Regions from separate parts of the Mus musculus genome. Here region 2 is linked to region 1. The links are chromatin loops, found by intact Hi-C in ENCODE. Cell type or tissue: heart. All regions are shown on one strand. Links, peaks and the distances in the headings refer to the core of each region. The heading gives the core; the rest is flanking DNA. Region 1 overlaps Tmtc2 (transmembrane and tetratricopeptide repeat containing 2). Region 2 holds the start of Tmtc2 (transmembrane and tetratricopeptide repeat containing 2).

Region 1 (8,851 bases), core at 601-8,600:
CCCCTTGTTATAATTAAAAAACAAAACAAAACAAAACAAAACTGGGGTTTGGTACTTCATATTTTTGGAGACTAAAAGCCGAAATAGCATGGCACTACCAGTAATAAAGGTATCCTTGCCTGGGTACATCATAGGCATCAAGCAGGAGTATGAGCAAGAGTAGCATACCACATGACGGGACAAACAGCCAGAGAACTGGGAGGCCCCGTGTTGTTCTTCAACAAACCTGGCCCCAGAAAGCAGGGTTGCATGAGAACTACATTTGTTCTGAATATAATTCTGATTGTACTGACCTGATTGCTATCTACTAACCCTGTCTGACACAATGAGTGTCTCCATCCATATCCAACCCACAGCAGCCTGGGCCCAACATAAAGAAATACTTACAGAGAAGATACTGTCAATTCTATTTGTGGGGGACAAAAAGTTCTAAGCCGGATTGTTCCATCAACACTACCAATTTCTTCGTTATAGGGCATTAAAATGCATGGCTTTATATATGATAAACAATAACTACAGCAGAACGCTAATACCAAACCTACCTAAAGGTCCTAAAGAGATGCAATTCCTGCACAGGGCTGTTTTTAACTTTAAACATTATTATCATTAAGTTTATTAGATGCTAGACTCCAGAATATGTTCAAGCATGTACCACATCCTGTCAGATTTGATGAAGATCCTCCATTATGGCCCACAAATAAGCAGCCTGCAGTTTTAGGTGCTTTAACAAGAATTACACTTTCTACTGGGAGAAGAAATAAATGGCTGGGGCCAGATATGCTTAAGTGCTCTGCCTTCAACTCAGTCTCCTGCCAGGTAAATGTTTACCAGCTAACGGTCAAGGTCTCTTCTCTTTGACCTTCTTGCTCCTTACCCTAGTCCTGTGAGTTTGTCATGCTTCTTTAGAATCTCCAGATTCCAGGGAAACAATGCATACCACATATACACTAAAAGCTTCACTCTTACATTTTTTTGCTACTCTCTATATGCAGGACCCTAAGTCCATTTATCAGTGGCTATTCTATACTTATTATACTTCAAAATGTACGCAGACCACTACCTATGCACTTCACAACTGTGTGTAAAAATTTTGATGTTAAATGATTTATTTTTTTTAAGTCAATTTTTACATGCATTGAATTTAGGGTTTACTTACACAATGTGACTATCTGGGTGTTCCAGCATAATAGAGAAAACCAAATGTTCAAGAATAATGTAAATAGCGCAGCTGCATTGAAGGAAACATACTGGGATAGGCAGGCATGACAGGTTATAGACACGTAAGCTCTGTGAATCCCAGCTCCCTCGTGTATGAAGCTGGTATCTGGGTAATGTGCTCATAGAAGGAGCTGATGGGAGACTGCATGATAGCTAGCTCATTGCATACTAAAAAGCATGAAGTAAACTAAAGGCTCTGGGCTTAGCAAGAGTACGGAAGGGGCAGAGGGCAAGGAAAGGAGCCAATTTATACTAACATCGGGATTTGTTTATTTACGTGGTAGAAAGGCAATCAAACAAGTTTTATATAAAGTGAGAAAAGAAATTAAGGACCAATTCATACAATCCTAGAAACTCATGGTATGAGAGAAAACACAGGCCTAAGCTCAGAACAAAATGCTGGAACAAATGTATTGTCAAAGACGAACGGTCTACAACTCTGTGAGTCTCCTGCTCCAAGCTGCTTGGAGCAAGGACCTCAAAAGTAATGAGGAAAGAGGACTTGTGTGTTTATGAACATATTAAGAGCGGGGCTTGTTTTGAACCAATTTAAAAGTCTGCAAAAGTGAGGACCTGGAAGGCAGCTTAGAGGTAAATGCGTGGATACTGCATATAAAATGTTAGGGACAATTTATAGCCAATCAAAGGAAAGATAATTGAAACTATAGCAAAGGCAGTAGAGATGAATGCTTTAAATCTTTGGAACTTAAATGGCATCTGTAGTTAGTTTTTGTCAACAGAAGCTAGAGTCACCTGGAAAGGGGACACCATGGCTGAGAAACTGCCTCTTAACAGATTGTCTGTAGGCAAATCTGTGGAGAATTTTCTTTACCAGTGACTGATGTGGGAAGTCCTAGCCCACTGTGGGTGGTTCCATCCCTAAGCAGATGGTCTTGTGTTATATCAAAAAGCAACCTTAAGGAGCCAAGAGGGGCAAGCTGGTAAGCAGCATTCCTCCATGGTCCCCTGCTTGAGTTCCAGCCTTGGGTTACCTCAGTGAAGGGCCGTGATTATGAAGCATAAAGCAATTAACTTCTTTCTTCCTCAAGTTGCTTTGTTTCTGGTTCTTACCACAGAAATCAATAGAAACCAAACTTAGGCAGTATCTTCAAACCATGGAAGGGTGTGTGTTTGTGCTTGTGTGTGTGTGTGTGTGTGTGTGTGTGTGTGTGTGTGTGTGTGTGTGTGTGTTTATGTATGTATATACACACTGATTGTCTTTGACTTACTAAGATAGGACTCAAAATTTCTCTACTTTAATGGTGGCAAAGTGGGTCTGTATTCAGTAGGAATTTCAGATATTTTATTTTATTTTATTTGGTGATGAAATGTATACTATTATATTCTCTTACATTATTATGAGGAAGTAACTCAGTCTTCATAGTACAGTACTCTACAAAATAGTACAAAGTCTACTTTGCTAGCATTGATTCTTGACAGTTTAGGTATCTTAAAAGTATTTTCAACTACATTTTCTAGTATTAGTGACTGAACCATGCATCTGAGTATACTATCACTGTGCTGTTTTTGAGAAAGTTTCTCAATAAATTGCCTCACAAGTCTCTAAGTTGTAATATCCCTGCCTCAGTATCCCAAATAATTAGCCTACCTCAACTCATGGTAGTTTCAATTCATGAAGGTATCATCAGCAAGAAACCTCACCACAATTTGAAGTTCATCAGTTTATCTGTACATATCTGAATGCTACCAGATGATAAAAGAATCTGGGTCTTGAAAAGAAGTCGCAACCTCTTAAGACGAAAGGTACTTAGTTTGAAAGTGTTCCTAATACTAAATGCATGCCTAGACCAACACATCATTTAAACAAGAATTATATTCAGGTTTTTATCTAGTCTGTACGATCATCATATAAAATTATCAGGTAAGAAATTTCCTGTTAGCATTAGCTGTCAACTTGACCGAAGCTACAATCACTTGAGAAGGGCACTTTAGTTGAGGTCATGTCTCTGGGGGATTGTTTCAACTGGTAACTGAGGTAAATGAGTGTGTGTGTGTGTGTGTGTGTGGAGGGGGGGGCGGTGTTCATGCCCATGGTGGGAAGCACCATTCCCTGGTCAGGTAGTCCTGTGATATTAAGAAAGTGAGTTGTGTGTGTGTGTGTGAGTGTGTGTGTATGCACACGTGTGTGTGCATATTAGCCAATTATCCATGGTCTCTACTTTAGGTTCATGCTTGATGAATTCCTGCACTGACTTCTCTCCATAATTAATTGAGACCCGGAAGTGTAATACAAATAAACATTTCTCTACCATCTACTCCTACAAGTTATATTTGGTCAGCATGTTTTATTACAGCCTCAGAATGCAACTAGAATGGAAATAGACAGTAAAAAAAACCATAAAGGCGCAAGTGGCCTTACATGGTTTCATGCCAGGTGACAGAGAGCAAGACTGAAACCAAGAGACTGCAAGGAAAGCACTGGTAAGGAGCAACATGCTGCAGGTTCTGAGGTCAAGGCAAGGATCGTGGTGTGTGGATGGACCTTTATTAACACATTTAAGAAATATAAAATCAGAAGGAAATGCCTTCAAAATGGTGCAGAACCCTGGGCCTGTAATAGCTAGAGAAGAGTCTGGATACAATTTAGGAAACTACATAATTATCCTTTCTGAAACAAAAGCCATTCACATAGTCACAAGTACAGGAGACTGGATTTTGCTAATAGTGTCTCCTGAATAAAAGGTGCCACGTCTTTTTTGAAGCCATGAAATCACCCTCACTTCACATCACTACCGTTCAGCAGGAAGCATGACAATCTCTGAGGCAGCAAACACCTGTCCACTGCAGGTTTTTATAAAAGTTTATAGAGTCCTGCAAGAATGCCATATTACATTTAGAACCACACTACTTCTTGATCTCCATCTCTCCAATAAGATTGAGATATCAGAGTACCCGAAGGATTATGAGGGGGTCTTAAGTTGATTGCCTATTCTAATTGCAAGTGAAAACTACAGACCAATGCAAAAGTCAAGCGGAAAAACCCAAAATAATAAAATGCAGGTCATTTTTGAACAATATATTCTTTTACATACCCACAAACTAAAGTTAACATGAATAGGACATGTAGAAGATTAGTTGTTTTACACCTGCACGCACACACACACACACACTCAGAGAGAGAGAGAGAGAGAGAGAGAGAGAGAGAGAGAGAGAGAGAGAGAGAGCTTTGAGTATTAAGGAATTTCAGTATTTTGATCTGTTTTACTTCTGAGGCTAGCTGTATTTACCCATAAGATATATGCTTCTCATTGATTTCTACTATACAAAAGCAGACTAAAGTATAAATGTATTTGTTTAGATTCCCGAGGCACCTAACACTAGCAAGCACAATACTTACATTGTTGATGCTACTTTAAAAGGCATATCTTGAAATCTGGAAAGGATCCCTGATAAAATCACTATCATAACCATTTTGGTTTTTAGAAAAACAAAGCAAAAACAACAACAACAACAACTAAAAACAATCCAATGATGACTGTTGTTTCTAGAATGTGGAATCATAAAGTTCAGATGAAGTAATTTTATGTGAACATTTAGCTAAATATTATACTGAATTAAATTTCCTTCCACATGTCAGTTAATATTTTGCCAACAGATATGCATGATATAATGTTTCCCTTTTCACAGAAGTAAATTTTAACATATGAGTTGTATACATTCGTATTAATCACCCAATCAGAATTACAGGAAGAATTGCTTATTACAAAGACTCCTCTCCGATCTAAACACGGCTCTACACAAATCACCGCGAAACAGATGCAGCAAGCCAGATGTTGCTCAGTGCATAAACAGAAAGAGTGTTGCTCTGAACAAATGAGAATTCTCAGTTCTAAGTAATAATAATAATTATTATGAAAGGAGCACAGAACAGAGCATTGAGCTTCTCCTAGACACAGTGACACCATTTAGTGGGGGTGGCGGGGGGGGGGGAGGGGGTAGAAGCAGAACTTTTGCAGAGGACATCAAGTACTTTCACAACTGCAGTTTTATGGAACCCAATTAACTTTGGCTAGACACAGAAGTCTGGCTTAGCGTGCCCATGCAGGAGCCAAAATAAAGGTTTTGTATGTCAAGAATTATTGTCAGAGTCTCCAATATCTTTCCTTCTTTCCCACTAAACTAATTCTGGAAAGTAACCTAACAGCCAAGAAGGTTTTATTACAATTTAAATCAATAATAATTTCACGGGCTTAAAAAAAAAAAAAAAAACTACAAAATCTTTGGCTTAGACAAATGGAACAGAACAAAGGACTTTTTCTTTTCTTTCTTTTTTTTGTAATCTGTTTGTTGTTGTTGTTTTGTTTTCTTGGTTTTTGTTTTGTTTTGTTTAGGAAAAGACAAGGCTTCGGGACCCACACAGATTTAAAAACAAGCAGAACTATCACCTGAAATACAATAATGGAAATGGTATTTCTTGCTGTCCTTCTCAGTGAATGACTGATTTTAAATGCATGGAGTTAGCCCTAGGCAGCAAAGTTCAAACAAGGTCTAAAATCACAATCTTAAGCAGAGATATTCAAACTCAGCTTGCATTTTGTATTTTCTTTGGACATGACACCGGTATGAACGTTGCATACATTTCTAAAGAGATGTCAGCTGGCTTTACTATAGTTAAACATGGAGCTTACTGGTGTGACCTTAAGACAGGACTTCCCCTAGGGTTTCCTGGGAACTTCCTCTTAAAGGTATAAGGTTGGATCAAAAAGGGCCAATAGCCTTTAGTCCTCTATTCGTGATCAGTCACAGCTGATAATAAAAACACATTTAACCACATAATCTTTAAAAACAAGTATCAAAAATAATTTTTAAAATGTTTAGGAAGAGATAGGGATTTACTTTTGGGAGTCTCTAATCAGTAAAAGAAGGCATATCAGGGGGAAAATCATTTAAATTATCTAATACAGAATACAATTATGACCCTTAATATGCAAAACTTGATAGTTGTATTTCGTTGTACTATTTAATTACTGAATAGCCTTAAGGGAACGATAATTAAATCTTGGAAGCTCAGGTTCTTCATTTATAAAGTGGAACAGCATTTTGTAAGGATGATCAAGAAATAACACGTAAAGGAACATAACAATAAAATATTGGCTGATGACAACTTACTATAATTATAGAGCAGAGCATTGCTTAACCCTTACCAGAGATGCTTCTTGTCTTACAAATTGTAATTAATAAGGAGATCTATAACTGCACGATGTACAGAGAGTGGGACTTTGGAGCACTTAGTCCTAGATAGGATATCTTTGTCATACTCCCTCCCTTCTAGGCTCAGGGATTCACAGTAGAGAAGGCAAGGTTGGGGGAAAACTCCAAGGAAACAGTGCCGTCCAAAGCACCACAGGACTGACACTAGCATAAAACACTCACAGAGACTGGGGCAGCACGCACAAGGCATGCACAGTTTCAAACCAGACCAAATCCCAGCATGGAAAAGGGGAAGTGAGCACAAAGTCCCACCTCTAACCAAGAAGCTATTTGCAACTGATGGCTGCAGGAGAGGGAAAATCAATTTTCTCCAATGGAGTGCTAATGGATATATCAACTTCACTCCAGGGCAGGCAGTCCAGATGTGTGCCCAGTCGTAGTTGGACTACAGAAAACGGACTTTGTTTTCATAGTTTGTTTTTCCTTGTCTGTGCTTTTTGTTTGCTTGTTTTTGTCTTATTGTTTTTCTGTTTTAGTTTTCTTTCTGCTTTTTTATTGTTGCATTTTCTATTTTGTTTTTTGTTTGGACACACACAGAGCTCAAGTAAAAAAGTTTGGTAAATATGGTGGCAGGGAAGACCTGAGAGGAGTTGGGGGAGGGGAAAGGATATGGTCAAGTTTTATTTTATGAAAAATATTAGTTTTTTAAGGTAAAAATTTAAAAGATAAATCAATCACTTCAAGCACATATGTCAGCTGACGAGTATCCCTCTAATATCGTCTTCCTTTCTAGAGCTCTGGAAGATTATTCATGTGCTTACTGTGTGATCATACCACTCTCATCAAATTCTTCAGGACATATCCTTGAGAATTAATGTAATGCTCACCGTGGACCAGCCAGTTTAAGTTCATGTGTGGACGGAATGAAGGGATTAAGATACAAAAAGTGTCAATCTAAGGAAATGAATGTTGAATTTCCTTGGGGGGGGGGGGGTGAGAGAGATGAGTCCTTGTAATCCTAATATCAAAAGACAGACACAAATGTCTATGTCATCCCATTCCCAAGTGATGTCACAAAGATACAGAGACAAGGGTTTAGGATGATCAGAGAAGAAAAATATAAGGGCTTGAGAAAATTAGGTCAGACTTCACAAAGGAAATACAATTTTAAGAGGCAGACAGAGGAGAAATATTCTATTTCTTCTTTTCTTTTTTGCAGAAGAATAAAAAGGACATGATCTATAGGGTGAACAAAAGCATTCTGGGGGAGGGGAGTCCTTAAATTCCTTTGGTCTCTTCTACCTACTAGAAATATTACAGGAATCCTTAAAAAAAAAAACAGCATGTAAGAAAAAGCATTCTGAGTGAATCAGTTCAGTGACTACAATCAAAGTAGTAATCGTCATTTTTTCTTTTAATTTTCTCATAAAAGCAGAACTCTGATCTGAAATCCTAGCTTACAGTAACTGATATAGCTGCCAGCCATGTAACACAGTTGACCTTTGGTGAGTTTCAACCTAAAGAGATGTGTCTTGCTCCTTTTCTCCTTCTCTTGAGACTAATAGCCAGTCCTGTTTAATAAAACACATAACACCGCAGAAGGCAAAAATGTGTGGCATTTTCCACCTTGCCAATTCGGTGGCATATTAGAAGACCAAAAAACCCATAATTGGTCAGATGTAACACACTGGACTCAGAATCTGCCAAACTTTTAATTTAGAAGAAACTATTAAAGGTGGCTGTGGGATTTGGCCTTATGAGTAAGCCAGTGCACAGAAGGCTGCATTTCATCTAATCATTAAATAGGAAACTATAAAAGCCTTACTGGAGGGAAATTTAAAATTTAGATTATAATATACAAGCCTTTTCTTCCTTTTCAATGTGTTTCTGTAAAGTAAAAACTGTGAAAGCAGCTTTAAAATTCTATTTTTAAAAAGAAAGTTTAAAATATTCTTTCGTTGAAAATCTAGCAGAACAGGCCACATGTTCCTTACTTCCAGTATTGGGTCTGGGCACATCAGCATTACATATTAAAATGTAACCATTTTTGTCTGTGTCTTCTTTGTAGGAAGGATCGGATTCAGGTAGCTATAAGTTTTAAAGTCACTTTTAAAAGTGTTTGAAGAGTCTTAAGTTCAAATGTATGTATGCACTCCATTAAGAATATTAAGAAACTCCAAATTTCTTCATTTACACATTTGATTTCTGTATTTGCATGGAAAGGAGACGTCTCTTCCTTCACATGAAAAGAGTTTTCACTATGGAAGTGCAAGTTTCTGGTTGTGTCATGTGATGCAGACTCACATGATATTTCATGTGATGTTTTGCTGAGGCAAGACCCATGGAAGGACACGTAATGCTTGGAGAGAGTATAAATAGGACTCAGCATCCAGTGACCAGGTGCAGTGACCATAGCTACCCTTGCAACTCTTCATTGACAGAGGCACAGCAGAGAACTCCT
Region 2 (8,851 bases), core at 606-8,605, 280 kb after region 1:
ACATTGTTCTTGCTCCATATCTGTATCACATAAATGGGTACGTCACCCATGAAGTGATACGTGGGCAATCCAATCAGAATCCAAGGCATTTACAAGTTATCTTGGCACCAAGCTGACTTCCCCCAGTATGACCTCTGAGAAGCTTCTGGCCACATTTTAAAGGGGACAGTGTGTGCTGATGCAAGGTCAGCCTCAACAAGTGCATGAGAGAGAAAAGAGATAGGGGGTCACAAAAGGTATCTGTCTGTATTTCGCACACTCGTGAACATCAAGTTTCTCCAGAGAATGAAAAGGATCACTTAAGGCGTCACATTGAGCAGAACTTAAGATGTGCCAAGCATTTCACATTGGTACCACAACTTCAGATTAAGCAGTCATTACCTTATTCTAAAGCTGAGAGGAGAGAGAACAAGGCTGAAAGCATGTATGTTTTCTCATCAGATACTGTGAAGTCTGCCCTGGCATCACTCATTTCCACACACTGTACACATATTCTTAGGTTTACCACCAAAACACTTGAAAGACATTGAGTGGCTACAGTGCGGAACTGATCTTTGCTTCAAGAAAGCTTTATGTTGCCACCTAACTTCCAACAAGCTATATAAGACATAAAAATGATTATCAGTATACCAGTTGATAAACTAAACTGATCATGGTGTTTAAAACAAATGGCAACTTTGAGAAGTACATGAGCAATAACACTCACACTGCAACAATAATAACACCCTACTAAAGTAACGGCCAGATTCTTCAGGCTACAATGCAAGGTTCTAATTTAGCGAAGCAAGTCATGCATACGAGCCATCACCCCCTTATGTGTGGTTCTTGCTACTTCCAGGGGCTTCAGTTCCAGAACTGTACTCCACTGAAGTTCCTGGGGGTCATCACAATGCACAGATATAATTTAAGCAATGCTTTCCATGTGAATCTCTGCAAATGGAAATGGAGTACTGGAAACCAGCCTATCACACTGTCGTTTCCACGTGGCTCCCCCTCTTCGCTTCCCTCTTCACACACCAGCGAGCTACAGAACTTACGGGGAAAGTGCATTTGCAAAGCCACAGTTGACAGTGCACCTTGGCAATGAATCACATTCGCATGCTGAACACACAACAAATAAATTCAGTGTGGCATAAATATGCACCTGATGGTTCCTCGGGAACACAGGAATAAAGTTTGCTACCCTTAAGATTTCACATTTTTAAGACCTTGCGGTTGCATATGTAGTTTTGCCAGAAAATAATTTTTTTCAGAAAATAATTTTTAATGCATAGTGAAGCATAATTCATACTTTAGGCCCTCAGTGTTCTATAGATACATGTCTAAATATCATATTGGACCTGCTATCAATGATATGAGAAAATTATCACAGGAAATTCACCTATACAGAGAGAAAATAGAAGACAAGGATTGGTAACACTCACTGTGACCTGTAACAGGGGGAGGAACCTATAACAAATTCTAGTCATCAAGGGCAACTCATGTATCATCATCAGCACAGCTGTCTCCCAGACTCACTGTCCAAACAGGTCAGGGTGAGTGGGAGACCTACAGAAAGCTGCGCCTGCACACTGACTTAAGTTTTAGTCTCCATTTTTAAAGGAAGTGGTGCCTTTATCCTCTTTTAAGAACTGGGCAGCAGTTAAGCGTAGTCAAGAGAAATGCTTGCTTTATCATAATGTTCAACAATGTGACAGTATTTCCGAGTTTACTTTCTTCCTAAGCTCCGTATTCTTGGTTTCAACACTCCCTCTTCCAGATCACCACCCCCCAGAAGAGTCAGCCACTGCCCTGACTCATCCCTGGACTCATTTTAGCGAAACCTGAACAAAGCATTCCCCATGGGGACTCTTAAAATAGCAGGTGCAACATCACAGAAATCTGAAGAGAGAGAAAGGCCAGCAGCCCAGCCTGCCTCACTCTTGGACCATTTCTGAGAGCAGCTGAAGTCAGTACACTCTTTAAAAAGTTGAGGAAAAGTTTGTCTGCCAGAGACTATCAGCCAGTCTCTGCTGGGCACAATGCAGAAACACATCAGGGGTGTATGGGGTAGTTCTGCAAGTATCATCAGGGAATTTCATAGCAGACATGAGGGTGGGGACCAAGATCCCCTGATTTAAGACATCCAATCACTCTTAGCAGGAGAGTGGACCGAACAGAGTATATAGACTATGGCTGGCTAGCAAAGAGTATATACCCTTCCTTCTCGGACTGTTGTCAACCACTTTGCTGGGTTCACGAGCTTCCTCGCCCTAACCCTGGAGATCCATTCACTCCCCTACGCCCAGAGAGGCTGCTGAAAGGCTGTCAGAGTAAATCTGTGTTCACTTTTTGGATGGTTTAATTTCAATGGAGCATGAAACACTCCAGGATGGTTAATAAGTTTAGCCAGGCATGCCGTTCTCCCCAATATATTTTAATTATGCATCTGTTTTAATTGTAATCAGATTAAGTCACCGGAAAGGCACAAATTGGGAGTTGTCCCTAATGGCTATTGGAGCTTTTCATCAGTTTCTAAACACTAACAATATATTTTAAAAATAGGTAGAGACATCAGCACAAGGGTGATATTTTTCCAAGCATCAATGCAGTTTCTTTGACAACACAATCCGGGTCTCATTAGCCACCCAAACTAACCCAAATACAGAAGACAACTTCTGTCTCCAGGGCGTCTTCTTCTGCAATTAGCACCAGCGAATCACTAATGTCTCATGCAAAACGCCCAAACAGAACTGAAAGCCCACGTTTTTATAAAGGAATTCCCCATGATGCGTGAGCAAGGTTGGGGGAGCGAGAGATACAACCAGCAGCGAGATACAGCTCAAAGTTTACTATCATACACGTCAAAGAGAAAGTTGACTCAGAGTACGCGCGCTCTTTCCTCTATTTGGCAACTGTCATATGTGCGTTTAACTTCGAGAAATCAGTGTCCTATCAATAAAAGGAAACCACACGGGGAGGATCTTCTAGGGGTGCAGAGGTGCTTCCTTCCAGCCCACACGTAAAATCGCTTAATATGCTTTTTCTTTCTTTCTTTCTTTCTTTCTTTCTTTTTTTTTTTTTTTTTTTTTTTTTTTTTTTTGCACCAAGGTATACCAAGGATTGTTATTGGAATTTTTACTTTGGCTGGTTGTTTGTTTAACGTGGGTTCATTAAACAGTCTTCCAAATTGCCTGGATTTCCGCAAAGAAACTTAAGCGCCTGCCAACCAGCAAGAAGCAAGCAAGAACCTGCTGCAAAGTAGGAGCGGAAACTCGTTCGGCCCGCCCAGCGCGCCTGCGTCCGTCCCGGCTGTTTGCTTTAGGTGTTACGGTTTCCGTGTCGCCTAAACCTTCAGGTGCAGATACCTGTCCCCCCAACCCCGCCCCCAAGACGCGCTTCAGCCTGACAGCAAGCAGTACCAGAGCCACCGAGGAGCCCCCACCCCACCCCCGTCGCACCGCAGCCATTGCCCCTTTCTCTCACCCACTTACCTGTCATCGTAGCAGAAATCAGCACTCAGGGTGTTGAGATACAAGGCGAGCCCCAGAGCGCTGCTCACCAACTCTGCAATCATCTCTCCACCGCCTTCCCTCCGGCTTGGCTCCCAGCGCGAGCGCAGCAGCGGCAACAAAAAACAGAAGCATCAATCCCCACCTTCCGCCGCCTTCTCCTCCTTGGCTGCACTTTTCCCCGGCTTCCCCGCCCGCCTCCTCGTCCTCCCTCCTCTCCTTCTTCCGATCCCGGGCTCCTCCTCGGGGCGCCGGGCTCCGCTGTTCCTGCGTGCTCCGGGGGTTGCGGGCTCACACCGCTCTCCCCATACCCGACAACCGCGAGAGGCAAGCGGCGATCGGCTTCACGCCCCCCGGCGGAGAATCGGGGCTTGTCCTTTTCCCGCGGCTCGCGGTCCCCACCCTAACCCATGGCACTTTGGGACGCCCTAAGGTAAAGGACTGCGGAGATAGAAGAGTGCAAGAGGGGGGACCAAAGGGCTGGACAGAGCGAGGATCTGGGACCAGCGGGAGGAAAGGAGAGACAGAGAGAGAGACCGAGAGAGAAAGGGGCGGGTGGGAGGGACGAGGCGAACCGCCTCCCTTCGCCGCCTCCCGGGCGCACGACTCCGGGGCCGTTCGCAGCAACTCGGCCGCCACCGCGGCTGCGGCACATTCACTCTTTATTGGTTCCCTCCCGGACCCCTCTCCAGTGAAGTGAGAAGCGGCGACTGGGGACTCCAAAAGCTCCCGCGTGGGGTTCTCGTCGCGGCCCCACGCGCCTGCGTGGCCAGCCCACCACCCTAAGCTAGCCCGGCCCCTTTCTCCACCCAGATCCTCCCCGCAGACTCCTCCCTGTCTACCCCCACTGGCTGGAGGCTCCGCCCACTCTTCTAGCTGCTCCAGCCTGGTACTCTGGCCCCACTCTCTTCTTCATCTTCCTTCACCTTCTTTTTGACTCTGGAAAGCCTCCCCCAAAGCCCAGGACAAAGATGACTTTTGGAAGATTGCCCAAAACGATAGCTAGAGTGTGCCCTGGGCTCTGGGAGATGGAGGAGAGAGGCGACAGGAGGAGTCAATGGTTTGCCCAGTGCTGCGGGGAGGCGCTTTGCACGCTCTAGATCGCAAGCCAAACGTCTAGTGCCAAGAGCTGTCAGGCAAAAGACTGGTCAGCTGGAGAGACTTCTCGGGACGCGGAGAGGTAGAACAGGTTTGCAGAGCGCTGGCAACCTCGGTTGACACTAAGGATCTATTGCCCCGCGCGCGCGCGATGCGTGAGCTGAATTGGGATGGAAGGGCCTGTTGAAGAGCCAGGGAAGCAGCGTTTAGGAGAGAGTTTTCCGAGGCCACGCCGTGACGGTCGACATTAATATTAGTGGAAAGACGCGTGCCCCGCAGTAAGATCATGAAAAGGGATCCAGGAAATGAAAGAGGAGAGGCAAGAAGGTAAGAAACACCCACGCGTTCCTCAGAAATTGCGTGGGGATGGGTGTCTTTAGTGGTTCAGGACTGTCAAGCTGACTCTGAGACTATAGAAGAGACCACGCTAATGCAACCCTCTACAACGGCATCCTTAAACCCAGCAGAGCGGAAAGCTAATGCCCTTTCCTTTCCGCCCGGATGCAAGACTGGATGGAAGGCATCCAACATGATGAAATACGGTGCAGAAGAATGGTCTGGGCAGAAGGAGCGCTGGGTACTAAAGTTGCATGACCAAAGAGATCCGAGAGCTGTCTGCCACACCCCCTTCCTGCCTGGTTCCCTTTCTGACTGCCCTGGTCGCTCCCTTGGACTATGATGAACACGACTGCAGCGCCCCCTGCTGTGGGGAAGCTACAGGGCACAGAAAACACGTCCTTGCAGGGCTGACTTCCAACTTCCCCTTTTGCACCTAACCAGCAAGCTCTTCAAAGATAATAAGGAAAGTGGACTCCCTGGGTATGTGGCAGCGATCTGAAAAGTTTGAACGCCTGCAGAATAAGGATGTCTGACTTCACAAAGAAATCGTTTGGAAACTGACAAATGTGTGTTCAACCTCCAACAGGCAAATTGTGATTTGATCAAAATATTATGAGCACGTAGGAAGTTCTCAAATAATATATTGAAGATGGTGATTCTTGTTCTTCAGTGCTCCCCGGTATAATGTATTTTTTAAAGTTTTTTTAAAAATCATACCAGTTGCTCCATTCGGATCCTCTCTGACCTTCTTCTGAGCTTATGTATTGATATTGGATCCTGGGGCACTGGGGGAAGAATAAATACTTAAGTCAGATACCTAGATTTGAGTATCAACTCAGCTATTAATTATTTGAGTAAGTTGGGGCCAATCACCTCCTTCACCCCTCACTTATAAATACTACTTTGGTTGGGTGAGTTTCCATGTAAATAAAGCATCCAGAGGGGGACTGGTAAGTGCAATAAGTTAGCTGTTATGATTTCCAACGTCATCCTTTTACTTCTTAACTAATACTTAGACATTCCTCTCTAAAATACATACCATTACACCCACACTGTTCCACTCTTAGTCCGAGCCATCACCAAAATACACCCATCACATCCACAGAGCGTTAGTATCTCCTGCACAAACTAATCTGATGGCCTTGTAAATGGTCTTGCTTCTACACCTACCGCCCCTGCTCCAAGCATTTACTTGAGGCTCCAGACAAGCAGCTTTAAGTTCAATCACTCCACTTAAGCGTGTGTAGTGCACATAGAATAAAACTCTCTTAGTCTGGCTCATATGGTCCTCCCCCTCTTCTCAATGTGTTCATCTGTGTATGCCTTCTCTGGAACCTTCTTTTCTCTCGTACCTGGAACTGTTTTCTCCCCAGACATTTCTTTGGCTACTTTCCACTATCTTTCAAATGGTATTTCTTCAAAAATTCTTTCTTGTATTTTATAAAGCACACACACACACACACACACACACACACACACACACACACACACACATACACACCCCTCTTTCCCATCATCCTTTATCACTTCCTTCTAAGTATCTTTGTCTGCTTGTTTGTTTGTTTGTTTGTTTGTGGAGTTTTGATTTTTTTTTTGAGACAAGGTTACTCTGTGTAGCTCTGACTGTCATTGAATTCACTCTGTAGATTAAGCTGAGCTCAAACTCAGAGATCCATCTGACTCTCCCTCTAGAGTGCTGCTATTAAAGGCCTGTACCACTACTACCTGGTGATAGGCACACATCAGTTTATTAACTAATCCCTTGAATTTCCATTCAATCTTCATAAAGCTTGTCCCCTCATCCACAAAGTGCCCAGAGCCCATAGCATCTGAACATTGTAAAAGAAACTTCTAAAAAAGGGTAAACAAGTAAACAATAAGAGTATTTAAGTGTGATTATAGAAGAGCTGAAAGCCCACAAATATTCATCAGGAAGAAGAAACTAAATTGTTGTCTATGTTAAAGATGCCAAAGCCAGAGGGAAGAAGGGTGACATTTCTTGAGTGCATCACTTCCTCGGGAAGATCCATGATAGGAAATCACACAAGGACAGCTTCTTTCCTAAGACTTATGGGCATACAACTACTAGAAAGCTTTGGGTTCAGAGAGCTAAAATCTTGTGAGCATTTCTCCATTTCAAAGGTCTGATAGTTTTAAAAACATTAAGTGTGGCTTCTTCTACAACCATCCAGCCCCTCTGAATTGAAAGCCTCAGAAACTGAGACATGCCATAAAATGGTACATCTTGAGATTCTTAATAGACAGCAGACTGCACATCCTGCCACGCTTGAAAAAAATCCAGTTTCTTGTAACAAAAACGCTATTATACTTTAACGTATGTCTGTGTATCCTTCCTGTGAATTAAGCCATGGGCTCTTGTGCATTGCTCTCCAAGGTCTGAGAAACAACCACTGCTTGCATTTTCTACCTTTCTCAAGCAACTCCAAAGGGAAAATTCAATTAAATATGCCATCACTACCCCTGGAGGTCATTTATGATCACAGAGCCTCCTTTTAGCTTATTAAGGTGCATTTATCCCGTGTGGGGGAGGCTGCTGCTGCTTCAGTTCTGAATTTATACATCATTTATTTAAAACTACTGCAGCTGTCCACAGTTGAAGGAAATCAGGCTGGTTGTCTTAAGCTTTCTACCTTAGACACAAGTTTGTCCCACCACCAAAGTGCTAAGCCCTTATTTTCCTGAGTAGGTCTTACACATCTGCTACCTTACCACTTCCTCAATGAATTCCATTTTATAGTCGACCAGACCTAGCCTACATTTGTTCTGCATTCCCGGGGCCTTTGTTGTATAATTCATACCTTTGTGGTGCCAGTTCCTCGGGGGTAAAGATTTCCTTATTTTCCTAAGACATTTTTAGTTTATTGTGCAATCCCATCTTCCCTTTGGGTGTTGCATAAATATTAACTAAAAGTCTACATCTGGTGTTCGTCGTCATTTCTATTTGTCCTAATATAACTTCGCTTTGAACAATTCATTCGGAAAGTGTGCCAAGGGTGAAATGTGGCACATTAATTCCCTTTGCACTACACAGAGTGCTTTGTAAAATGCCCACGGATTTGGTTATTTATGAACAGAAGATTTGCACCTCTTCCTTACAGTCTCAATTCTAAAGTTGCAGCAGGCTAAAGTAATCACCAACCCCCATCTGTTTTCTGCAAGGGTATCCAGGAATCTCCTGCTCAAAGCTTAACAGATTGACCAGGTAGCAGAAAAAAAAAAAACTAGCTCAGCAGGTGAAACTGCCTGTTCAGGGAGGTCAGAACAGAGAGCTCTCTGCTGTGGGGACTTGTAAGCTCTGGGTTGTGCTCAGGAAATAACACTGTGGGAGAAAAACAGCAGACCGTGGATGAAATGTGGGTCATGGAATAGTGGGAGGCTCGTGGGCTGAGCTGTTAACTAATGACAGTAAAAGCATTGGCTGCACATGGCTACTGTGAGATGTTTCCCAGCGTATTCTAAAGCATCGTCCCACAGACGTGACAGCATGTCACCTTGCTTTATCCCCACACTCGTGATCTATTAGGAATAAAATTAGGGGATTGCAACCACAGAAACAGGTCCTGTCTCCCCTGTCACAAAACCAAGCCTGTTAAGAAGCAGCTGCTACCGCTATAATGATCACTCTAGGAATGTCGCTTTCCTCCCAACCTCCAGTTCAGAGAAAGAGGAGGTAGAGAAAAAGAGGGGGAGAGTATGAATTACACGTTAATAACCAGATCAGAAAAATTACAAAGATGTTGGAGCTACTGATAGAATTCAGAAGCTTGTCAAAGAAAGCAAGGCCAGACAACCTTCTTCCTAAAAACTCTCCAAATGCGTTCATGTGTACTGCTATAAACAGTGATAAATAATACAATCAACAGCTTGATAATTGCTTGGAGTTTTGACTAATAGTTTCTGTC

What was found. Peaks named below come from ENCODE experiments on the same cell type or tissue, not always from the same donor. Only the 100,000 strongest peaks of a DNase experiment are listed, where the experiment ranks them.
Region 2: it touches region 1 in a loop (2.4-fold over the local background); 5 of 42 quality-filtered maps call a loop at or near these places.

The regions. Positions count from the first base shown.
Region 1 is chr10:105,291,118-105,299,968 of GRCm38, forward strand. All of the region lies in intron 8 of Tmtc2 (transmembrane and tetratricopeptide repeat containing 2), which reads right to left. Among named protein-coding and RNA genes, the nearest start is that of Gm25422, 160 kb to the left of the region's middle. In heart, for the core only: no CTCF peak of the experiment used is centred there; no DNase peak of the experiment used is centred there.
Region 2 is chr10:105,570,194-105,579,044 of GRCm38, forward strand. It overlaps Tmtc2 (transmembrane and tetratricopeptide repeat containing 2), which reads right to left and starts at 4,286. Exons shown (of 12, transcript NM_177368.4): 1 at 3,474-4,286. The coding sequence starts at 3,556. Gm15663 (predicted gene 15663) reads left to right here and starts at 4,358. Exons shown (of 3, transcript NR_038032.1): 1 at 4,358-5,494. In heart, for the core only: a CTCF peak has its summit at 3,847; DNase peaks (open chromatin) are centred at 3,408, 3,598, 4,298 and 5,228; H3K4me3 peaks cover 4,008 bases; H3K27ac peaks cover 2,254 bases.